Linked DNA regions of Homo sapiens: region 1 is linked to region 2. A link is a loop called in an ENCODE intact Hi-C map of the cell type or tissue named here. Cell type or tissue: heart left ventricle. All regions are shown on one strand. Links, peaks and the distances in the headings refer to the core of each region. The heading gives the core; the rest is flanking DNA. Region 1 overlaps FSCN2 (fascin actin-bundling protein 2, retinal). Region 2 holds the start of LINC01971 (long intergenic non-protein coding RNA 1971).

The links. Hi-C counts contacts between places; a loop is a spot of excess contacts. Peaks named below come from ENCODE experiments on the same cell type or tissue, not always from the same donor. Only the 100,000 strongest peaks of a DNase experiment are listed, where the experiment ranks them.
Region 1: a loop joins it to region 2, with 2.9 times the contacts of the local background. A loop is called at or near these places in 5 of 110 quality-filtered maps.

The regions. Positions count from the first base shown.
Region 1 is chr17:81,535,241-81,540,599 of GRCh38, reverse strand. It overlaps FSCN2 (fascin actin-bundling protein 2, retinal), which reads right to left. Exons shown (of 5, transcript NM_012418.4): 3 at 4,333-4,454; 4 at 3,811-3,978; 5 at 3,470-3,725. The coding sequence ends at 3,520. FAAP100 (FA core complex associated protein 100) reads left to right here. Exons shown (of 9, transcript NM_025161.6): 9 at 1-709. Among named protein-coding and RNA genes, the nearest start is that of FSCN2, 9.5 kb to the right of the region's middle. RefSeq lists an enhancer at 2,130-3,101. In heart left ventricle, for the core only: a CTCF peak has its summit at 2,833 (motif pointing right); no DNase peak of the experiment used is centred there; H3K27me3 peaks cover 2,594 bases.
Region 2 is chr17:81,477,550-81,482,908 of GRCh38, reverse strand. LINC01971 (long intergenic non-protein coding RNA 1971) reads left to right here and starts at 1,443. Exons shown (of 2, transcript NR_184097.1): 1 at 1,443-1,727; 2 at 1,984-2,384. In heart left ventricle, for the core only: no CTCF peak of the experiment used is centred there; DNase peaks (open chromatin) are centred at 1,358, 1,731, 2,242 and 2,538; H3K4me3 peaks cover 978 bases.

The DNA of each region.
Region 1 (5,359 bases), core at 51-5,050, 58 kb before region 2:
CCGGTCCAGCTTCGCGTCCTCTGCTGGTGTCTCTCCTTCTCTGACCGCGGCCGCAGCCCCTGCACTCGCCTTCCTCACTGCTGGGCAGCCTTCCCACCACCGCAGCAGCCCCTGAGGCCAGGAGGCAGTGCAGGGCATTCTGGACCCGGAGGGCCAGAGAAACAGGATTTCTGGGGTTTGGACTTGGGGTGAGTTTGTAACTGTTGCTGCCACACCACCAGGAGCACCGGCTGCCCCTCTGGGTGGCACTACCAGGTGCCCCACGGTACCCTTGTCACACTGTTCACACCTGCCCGGCTGCCCACTCTGGGACCCCGAGGTAGGAGGGTGCTCCCTGAGACCAAAGCACAAAACAGCATGCAGGGAGCTCCTGCAAGTGCCCGTGGTCTCGTGCCACACCAAGGAAGGGCCAGCGGGTGGCCTGTGGCCGGAATGCTCAACAACTAGGTGCCTCCAGCCGGGGCAGTACCCAGCACTGTGCACTATTTTCAGGGCCACTCAGGGTGGCGCTGTGGCCCGGGGGGGGGCCCTGAGCCCCAGCCCCCAGCCTCCTCCCTCAGCCTGGGCTACGGCCCACCTCCTGGTGCTGGTGTTTTCATCTGGGGAGGGTGCTCGCGCCGCTCCCGCTGCAGGCACTGTCCGCGATGAGTGCGGGTAGGAGCCGTGAGGTGCTTCTCTGCTGTGACAAACGACCCTGTCTGTCCGTGAACCTTCAGGCCTCGGCTGTTTTCTCTCACCCCTTCCCACCCTCTCTCACTGGGCTCCTTCCAGAGCCCTGGCGCTGCTTGGGAGCCCTCACCACCGGGGTGGCCTCTGAGGAAGACGCGTCCCTGTGACCCAGTTACCCCTGAGGAGGGCTCTGCTGCAAGGGGGTGTCTGGGAGGCCTGGGGCCCCTGCCTGGCTCTCCCCTGCGTTCCTCTCTGTGGAGTGGGAGGGGCCTGTGGGGTGCTCCTAGTCAGGGTTTGTCTCCCTCAGTGGTTGCCACATCTAAGGGAGCACGGCCGCCCTGATGACACTCCAAACCCGGCCTCTTCAGCGGGTGGAGACAGTCCAAACCCAGCATTTTCAGTGGGTGGTGACACTCCAAACCCAGCCTTTTCAATGGGGCCATGGCCCCGTGCTTGCTGGGAGAGCTGGGGCCAAGCGAGCCACCCACCGAGGCAGGCCTGCACCCCTTAACGGTCCCATCCCTGCTGTGCTCCAGGGCTGTCCTCTGCCACCCGTGGGCAGGAGCTTCTGGCTCTGACCTTTGTACAGCGCTTGTGCCCGTGTCTTGCTCTGAGCATCAGGGCTCGGAGAGTGAGGGGCTAGACCAGCCCGTGGGGACTCCCAAGAAGGCCCTAGATGAGCGGGCGGAGGACTGTGCAGGGTCTGTGTTCACACGCCTGGGGGAGGGGTGTGTGTCCAGGGCTGTGCCAGCCCCTCACTCGCCATCACAGGCCACAGGGATCCCAGAGCTGACAGATCTGGGTCGCCTGCAGGACTCATCTCCCCACCCTCAGCTGGATGCCAGCAGGTCTCAGGAGGCTGGGAGCCTGAGGGGCCTTCCACGGGGCTGCTGTCTGTGCAGAGCAGTGGCACCATCCAACCCTGTCAGCCTCAGCTGTGCAGGGGGTGTGGGGGCACCACTGTGGCTTGTGAAAGAGCAGACACAGGGATGAGCCGCACTGGTGTCCCCACACCCCCGGGCACACACTGGGGGTTTAGATAGCTTGCTGTCCTTGGCACTGCAGCCTCCTGAACTAAGGCGGTGCTGGCCACCAGGGCTGAGACGGCGTCCCCAGCTGTCCTGACCTCTGTTGGGGCATTCTCCAGGGCCACCCATGTGGAGGCATCAGTGCTGGTGTGTTTACAAATGTTCATGCCCACCTGCCAGCCTGAGATCCTGCTGTGGGGACGCCTAGTTCAAGACGCCATGTGGTCCCCCCGAAAAGAAAGCTGCGACGCAGACCCTGAGGGGCCAAGAGAGCAGGTCACGTGGAACAAAAAGGAGATCTACAGCGGCAGGAAAGGAGGGACCACAGTGGGCAGTCCCCAGCCCCGCTGTGCCGCCAGAGTGTACAGGGACTGGGCGAAATGTACCCAACTCACATGCACCTCCAAGGAACCTGCTCTCAACACTCGGCATTTGAGGAGGGCTTGGCCTCAGAGGCAGGTGGCAGGTCCACAATCAGCTTCTCGGGGAGCCTGCGGACCACGGTGTGGCCGGGCCCTGTCGCCCATCCTGGGCCTCCCTGCCCTCACCTCTTCAGTGCACACCTCCTGGGCTCTCAGCACCTGAGCTCTCACTACGTGAGGCCCTTCCCCGGTGGCAGGGGCGGCCTCTCGACCTTTCCAGCTTCCTCCACCTGCTCCAACTCCGATCCTGGCTTGACACCGTAGCCTTGCATGACCCTCAACCCAGCTCACACGTGGGGTGAGAGCAGCTGTTCTTCCCCCTCCTCCTAGGAGCATGTGCTAGACGCCACCTGGCAGCTGCTGGCAGCTGTCTCTGCATGGAGTAGCACCTGCCTCAGCAGCAGCAGTGGGCCCCCCGCTTCCAGGCCCAGCCATTATTCCGTTCCAAAGGGTTTCTTTGACCTCCCACCCCACCCTCCGCTTCCTAGCCTCTGCCTCCCGCCGTGCCCCAGGCTGTGGATGTGGACGGAAGTGGGGGTTCCCGCAGTGGCAGGCCAAGTTCACGTCAGGCAGGGCAGTGCAGGGAGACAGACCCTCTCCGAGGCTCTGCTGAGCGGGGAGCCTGGAGGTGCTGAGTGCCAGCCACTGCGGTTCCACCTGGTGCCCCCAGTCCCGCCCCAGCCACAGACTCCACCTCACCTTGGCTGCCACCAGGGGACACTGCAGGCTGCAGGGACAGCCCGAGCTCCAGGGTCACTGCCGTTCCCTGCCAACTTGGACCAGGTGGCACCTGGTCCTCCAAGGGTTAACTCGGACCCGCCTTGCCCACGTGGCTCGGGGAGTTCCAGCCTCTTACCATGGAAACCTGCCCTTCTTTGTCCCTAAGGCTGGTGGGCTTAGTGGAGGGGCATCCCAGCCAGTTCCTCCCCTTGCTGGCCGTGCTGGTCCCACCTCCCCAGGACTGGCTCTCCCCCACCCTCTGCCACTCGCCTGGCCTTGAGCAGTGCACAAGGAAGGACGAGCACCGCAGGGGCTGCCGGGGGCTAGGGAGGGTTGAGGACCTAGGTTGGGGAGGGGCGGTGTCCAGTGAGGTCATCTGTGGTCGGTGTTGGTGGCCTCAACCCGCGCAGGCTCAGTCCCCCACCCACCCCCAGTCCCCGTCCTCCCCATGTCCTTGAGACCTCCCCTCCAGCGGCCTGGGTCACCCGGCCCATCCACAAGACCACCTCCCAGACGGGAGTCCCTGGGCACTGGGAAGTTCTGGGCTCTCTCTGGTTTGGGGAGAATTGTGGGCCTCCTCCACCTCCAGCTGCAGGACCCCCAAGCGGCGCCCCGGGGCCCACCCACAGCTGCGGGAGAGACACGGTTTTAATGCGCGACAGGCTGGTCTGGGCGCGGCCTCAGTACTCCCAAAGCGCGGTCCCGGCCGGGGCGTCGGCATCGGCCCGCAGCAGGCCCGAGGCGCCGCCGCGCAGGTACTTGCCGCTCCGGGCGCGGATGGCCAGGCGGCCGCGCTCACGGAACTCGAAGACGAAGTCCTCGGCGCGTTCGCCGTCGCTGCACACGCTGCCGTGGCTGCCCGTGTACCAGAACCCTCCGTCGCGGCCTGGGGGACGGGACGGCGTCGGCGGGGGTGCCCACCTGCCCGCTGCCACCCCCGCTCCCGCGTGCCCACCCGCCCCGCCACGCACCTCGGATCCGGTAGGCGCCGTCGCTGAAGCTCAGGTGGAAGACGTCGTAGACGGAGCGGTTGGTGTCCAGCTGGTTGGAGCCGCGGTGGTGGCAGACGAAGCCGTCCAGGCCGCGCAGCACCAGGATGGGCCGGTTGATGAGCTTGAGGGTGAACTCTTCGTCCTTGCCTGGCGGGGAGAGCGTCTGCTGCGCTGCCCCTCCCGCCACCTTCCCTGTCCAGGCCGGGCGGGGTGGGGGCCCTGGGAAACGCCACACCTGGACTTAGGGACCCAGGCCTGCCATTGCCTCATGTGCGGCCTTGGCAAGGCGCCTAGGGGGTTCCCAGCAGCGGAGATAAGGACATTCAGACCTGTTTCCCTTGCCAAGACGAGTTATCTTGACTAGCAAGTATGACTCCATGACAGCACCCGTTCCGTGGGCTGGGGAGGGTCCAGCTCTTGGTGGAGATGGGGTGTCTGGGCAGGTCCTTTCCCTGGGTGGAGACAGCCCCTGCCCCAGTACCTGGCAGGCAGAGTGCTCACCGACAAAATCGCTGATAGCCGCCAGCTGCCCATTCTTCTTCATGCACACGTAGCGCCCGTTGCTGGCTTTGAGTGCTACCCGCCGGCCACGCCACTCCATCTCAAACATGGTGTTGGCAGAACTGGAGGGAGCAGCAAAAGGTCTCCTCAGGACAGCAGGAGATGGGGGTGCAGGGTCTCACTTCCCCATCCTCCTCAGGTTCCAAGGAGTGGGACAGAAGCCTGCCCTCCACTGACACACCCACCACCATCAGGCGCTACCCTGCCCCAGTGGGCTTTCCTTTCTGACTGAGCTGCTACGGCAATCCTCATGGCCGAGGCAGTGATGGTGGTGGGAGTGATGGTGCAGGTGATGGGAACGGTGGTGGGGATGGTGAAGATGGAGATGGGGATGGGGATGGAGAGGGGGATGGTGATGGAGATGGGGATGGGGATGGAGAGGGGGATGGTGATGGAGATGGGGATGGTGGAGATGGGGATGAGGATGGTGAGGGGGATGGGGATGAGGATGGTGAGGGGGATGGGGATGGGGATGTAAATGGAGATGGGGATGGTGATGGTGGGGATGGCAGAGATGGGGATGGAGATGGGGATGGTGGGGATGGAGATGGGGATGGTGGAGATGGTAATGGGGATGGTGGAGATGGGGATGGTGATGATGGTGATGGGCATGGTAGAGATAGAGATGGGGATGGTGATGGGGATGGTGGTGATGGAGATGGGGATGGTGATGATGGTGATGGAGATGGTGGAGATGGGGATGGTGGTGATGGGGATGGGGCTGGTGGTGGTGGGGGTGGTGGGGATGGAGATGGGGATGCGGATGGTGGGGATGGTGATGATGGGGATGGTGGTGATAGGGATGGTGATGATGGGGATGGGGATGGCGATGATGGTGATGGAGATGGTGGAGATGGGGATGGTGGTCATGGGGATGGGGCTGGTGGGGGTGGGGGTGGTGGGGATGGAGATGGGGATGCGGATGGTGGGGATGGTGATGATGGGGATGGTGATGGTGGGGATGGGG
Region 2 (5,359 bases), core at 301-5,300:
TCCCAGCCACCCCGATGGGGCCTGTTTAATTGATTCAATTTGTTCAACAGTAAAAACACTCCACAGATGTCAGCCTCCCAGCACCCCACCCCTGGGGAGCCGCAGACACCTGCCAAGCCTCTGGGGCTGGGAGTCCTTCCATGGGCCACTAACACCAGGATCTGGGGGAGGCCTCTGGGCCTGGGAGCTCGCGTGGGTGCCCCCGCTCACCAGACCAGAGCAGCCACTTCAGCCCAGGGACTGCTCCGTGAATGGCACCAGTGGCGTTCTGAACAGTGATCTGATGCAAATATGTCCTTCTGAAGGATTTAATGTTTTTAGACTCCCAGGTCTGGGAGGATGACCTTGGAGATGAGGTCAAGCTACCATCCCAGGCTCAGGCCACTCACTGTCAGGGTCCCACCTTCTTCATCAACCTGGGCTCGGGGGGTTTTCCAGGTAATCAGTGCTGGGAGGGGGACTGAGGGCTCCCAGGGTCCTGATCCTGTCCCCTGCAGGGGAGAGGCCCCTCGCCTACAGATTGGGAGCCCTGCATCCACAGCTTCAGCGCGGTGGCCCGTCCTACTCCCAGGGATGTGTGTGGCCACAGCCACGCTGGGAGATGCTCTCAGGTGTTGTCTAAGGGAAGACGTGGGCCTGGAGGTCAGGAGACCCAGGCTGAACCCCTGACGCCCCTGCCCGGACCACAGCCCTCTCTCCCTGTGAAGGTCCCTGGTCCCTGGGGCCACCACTTTCCACCCCAGAGGGAGGCCCCTGCGATTGATTGGTTGGCTGAGTGACTGAAGCGGGGGACGGTTTAGGGGAGCATTTGCACAGCTGGCCAGGCTGTGACTGTGGGGGCCTCTGCCCACCCCCATCCAGCCCCACCTTGGACGAAGACGCCCCAGCCGTGATTAGGAGAAGGCTCACCCTGAAAACGGTCTCAGGTTAGAGTTACCAGGACATCTGCCTCTCCAGCTTGGGGGTCTCTCACGTGCCCCTCTCAGGCAAGATCGGGCCTATCATTGGCTTAGGTTTTAGGAAGGTCCCAAGCTCATTTGCCAAGGGCTGAGCTTCCCCATAACTCCCAGGACACAGGGAGAAGACAAGGGGAGGGAAACTGAGGGACGGAGATGAAAGCGCTCGTCCCAGCGAAGGACCCGCGCTTCAGGCGCTGGGCCCTGGCGGCAGTGAACAAGCTGGGGGTGGGGCGTCGGGCCGCGCCCCCGCCCTCCGGACCCCCAGCGCGGACCCCTGCTCCGGGGCGGGGGCGCTCACAGTCGCGCGAACCCGGAGGTGCGGAGAGAACAAAAGGGGTCCCGCCCCCTCCCCCGGGCCGGCCCGCCGCAGCCAATCGGCGCGGCCGCTATCGCCTCCGCTCTCTGATTGGCTGTGCGGCGGCCAATCGGGTGAGGGGGCCGCCAGCCCGTGCGGCCCCACGTGGGGCGGCGCGAGGGGCTGTTAGAGGACCGCAGCGGGCGGGGCGCGTGGTTCGATCGCGCGCTACGCGCCTCGGGGACGCGGTCCGCGCCACCCCCAGCCGTCCCTGCCGTCCCGAGGCCCCCAGCGAGCGGCGCCGTGGCTTCGGGCGCGCGGGGCTCGGGGCCATCGCCGGGTGCTGTGCGGTTCCCGGCTCGGAGGCGCTGGGCCGGCGTCGCGGCTGCCCCCTGCCCACGCGGGAGGGAAGCGAGCGGCGCTCAGGGACCAGGAGCGAAGGCCTTGCCACCTGGCGAGGCGGGGAGGCCAAGGTGGGCTGTGGAAGGAAGAGGCGGGCCTGCCGCTGGTGGTGGTGGGATCAATTCATTCATTCATTGAGTCCGTCATTGACACCTCCTACTCCAGGGCCCTCGGGACACAGACAGCGGTGGCCTCAGCGGAGGCTTGGGGGCTAGCCTCCCCCTAGTTTCCATTAGTCTCCCCTCCAAACTACTTCAAGTGGAACGTACAAGCATGTTTTTTGATATGGGCAATTGACACAGTCTTACATTTTTATGGCACCCTCAGACAGGGTATTTGAGGAGAATTGAATAAATGGAAAATACGTGAATTAAAGGAGAGCTGTGCAGTACCCAGGGCCAGCAACAAAGGGGAGCTGTTACCCCCTGAGACCTGGAGGGCAGCTGGAGCCACAGGAGAGGCCGTCTCCAGGAGCCCTGACCTTGGAGAGGGACACAGCGACCCGGCAGGGAGGAGCTGCTGCTGTACACTGACCTCACCCCTCCTGACCGCTTGGCTTGTCTACCGGCTACGCATTGGCTGAACTAGGTGGAGGCCAGGGAGCAACGAGGCCCCATGGATCCTGTACCTACAGTCAGCTTCCCGGGGCACAGAGCAGGGGCTGGCATGGGGCAATGGGAAGATGTCCAGCACCTGTTTTGAAGTGTGAATAAAAGCATCGTAGAAAATGTTGCTGTTTTGCTTTGTTTTGTGGATGTGTAGCCCATGCAGAGGCAGCCTAAGATGGGGCACGACCAGGCTGGGCCCCGCCTCTTGCAGATCCACTAGGAGCCACCCCAGAGCCAAGGGGACCTTCCTTGGAGGGTTTCCCATCCTGAAAGTGATGAGTCACAAAACGAGGCAGGACTGAGGACGAGGAATGCCCCGTGTCAGCGCACGTGCACGGTGTTGTTCAGGCCCTCTTCCTGGGGGTCCTCCTGGATGCTCCAATGCTTGCCCATCTTGGCAGCTGTCACAAGCCACTGCTGGGACTGTAATTCCCCAGGGCAGGGACTGATCCTGTTTGCTGTTGCCCCTTCATGGGGCCTGTATCTGGAAGGAGGATGAATCTGCCCGTGTGAGGCCTGAGATGGGGGCTTCCCTCTGAGGCAGGGGACATGTATTCACTCATCAAACCTTCTCAGGGGAGCCTTTGTCTGCCAGGTTGGGCTTAGCCCCAGGAGCCCAAGGAAGAAAGGATGTAGTTCAGACTTGGAGACATGTGTGACCCAACACTGCAGCCATGCACAAGTTCCTGATAAGGTGGCTCGGGCCCAGGTCCCCTGAGAGGCTCAGGAGGGGGAGGACTCTTGGATAATGAGGAGAGAGGGGGTGGCACTTGAGGTGGCTTTGAAGGGCAAGGAGGAGTAGGAGTGGTGGAGAAGCTGAAGAAAAGCAGGGGGCAAGGAGGTGCCACCATGGGGATCAGGGACGTGGCATCCGGGGGAGTGTGGCTGTGCACAGCTGGGCCTCTGCCGCAGGCATCAGGAGGCTGGGGCGAGGCACCCCTGTCCCTGGCTTCTCCGCCTGTGGTATGGCGATGATGATAGGGTTGTTGGGCAGGGTGAGGGGATGTAGGTGACGTGCAGCACACTGTCTTGGTAATTACAGGCTCGATAAATATACATGAGCTGTCATTATAAGCATTTGTTGCAGTTGAGGAGGTGGTGGTGGGCTTGGCTGGAGTGAGCTGCCTGTGGGGGGCTGTGAGGTTAGTGCGAGGATGGCCGTCTTTCAGGGACATGGAGGCTGCCTCTCGTTCCTGCAGCGCATGTGGCAGACATCACTAATCCATCAGCCACTCTCTCCCACGGAGCCCAGCGGTGGCCTCGGGCCCTCAGATCATTCTCCAGGCAGCCCCTGCTAATCAACCACAGCTGGCACACAGATGGCCCTGCCTGCCATCTCCAATTCCACCGACATCAAAAACTGGGATCCGGGCTGGGGGTGGTGGATCATGCCTGTAATCCCAACACTTTGGGAGGCCAAGGTGGGCGGACTGCTTGAGCCCAAGGAGGAAGAAGCTGCAGTAAGCCGTGACTGCGCCACTGCATTCCACCCTGGGGAATAGAGGGAGTCCGTCTCAAAAAATAAAATAAAAGGCCGGGCGCGGTGGCTCACGCCTGTAATCCCAGCACTTTGGGAGGCTGAGGCAGGTGGATCACGAGGTCAGGAGATCCAGACCATCCTGTCTAACACGGTGAAACCCCATCTCTATTAAAAATACAAAAGATTAGCCGGGCGTGGTGGCGGGTGCCTGTAGTCCCAGCTACTCGGGAGGCTGAGGCGGGAGAATGGCGTGAACCCGGAAGGCAGAGCTTGCAGTGAGCCGAGATCGTGCCACTGCACTCCAGCCTGGGCAACAGAGTGAGACTCTGTTTCCAAAAAAATAAAAAAATAAAAAAAAAGTGAAGTAGGTGCACCAATCTTTTTTTTTTTTGAGACAGAGTTTTGCTCTGTCGCCCAGGCTAGAGTGCAGTGGCACAATCTCGGCTCACTGCAAGCTCTGCCTCCCGGGTTCACCCTATTCTCCCGCCTCAGCCTCCCGAGTAGCTGGGACCACAGGCACCCGCCACCGCGCCCAGCTAATCTTTTTTTGTATTTTTAGTAGAGATGGGGTTTCACTGTGTTAGCCAGGATGGTCTGGATCTCCTGACCTCGTGATCTGCCTGCCTCGGCCTCCCAAAGTGCTGGGATTACAGGCGTGAGCCACCGCGCCTGGCCAGGTGCACCAATCTTAAGCTGCAGATCACTGGACTTTCACATTCGTGCACATCCGTGCAACCGCCAGCCCGGTCCAGAGAACTCCCAGCCCTTAGAGGCTCCCTCGTGCCCCCTCCCATGCAAGCCCAGGAGCGCTCTGCCACCCATCCCGGAGACTGCTCTGCCTGATCCTTAGTCCGCGCCAGCAGAGCTGTACAGCCGTCCTCTCCGAGGCTGGCGCCTTCACGCCACACAATGCTGCCCGTGCTCACTGCATTGCTGCGTCCTGCGTGTGTCTGTGGTTGTTCTCTTGCGTTGCTGTGTTGTAGTCCATTGTATGGATGTAACACTTTATCTACCAAGTCTCTTGTTGACAGACATTTAGATTATCTCCAAAGTCTGTGAATAGTGTTGCTACAAACATTCTAGTGTGTGTCTCCTTGTGCCCGACAGTGGGGGTTTCTGGTGGATGTTAGCAGACACTGCTAGCTCTGCAAGCCACTGTCCTGACCGCTGCTCCCACCCGCAGTGTGGGTGGGTTCTGATTGCCCCACATGGTGCCAGCACTGGGGACTGTCTGTCCTTTCCTATAGGCCAATCGGGGGGTGGGGGAGACACTCTACCTCTCCATCCTTCTGATGCCCCTGTGGATGGGAGACTTACTGGGGGGCCTGTGCCCCCACACAGCCACCAGCAAGCGCTGGGGCCGCTCCTGGAACACCAGCCTCAGTTCCTTCCTCATGTTTGAAACCCAAGTTCAGAAAATGAAACGTGGCTGGGTGTGGGTCACTGGAAGGCCCCGAGGCCTGCAGCCTCAATGCAAGGTCAGGAAGGGGGCAGAGAAGACAATGGGGTGGAAGAAAAGGGCTGGGAGGGGGACTCTGGGCATTGGGGGAGGGTAGAGAGAGGGACAGGAGTGGCTGGGGCCGGGGTAGCCGAGGAAGGGGTGGGGAGGGTGGTG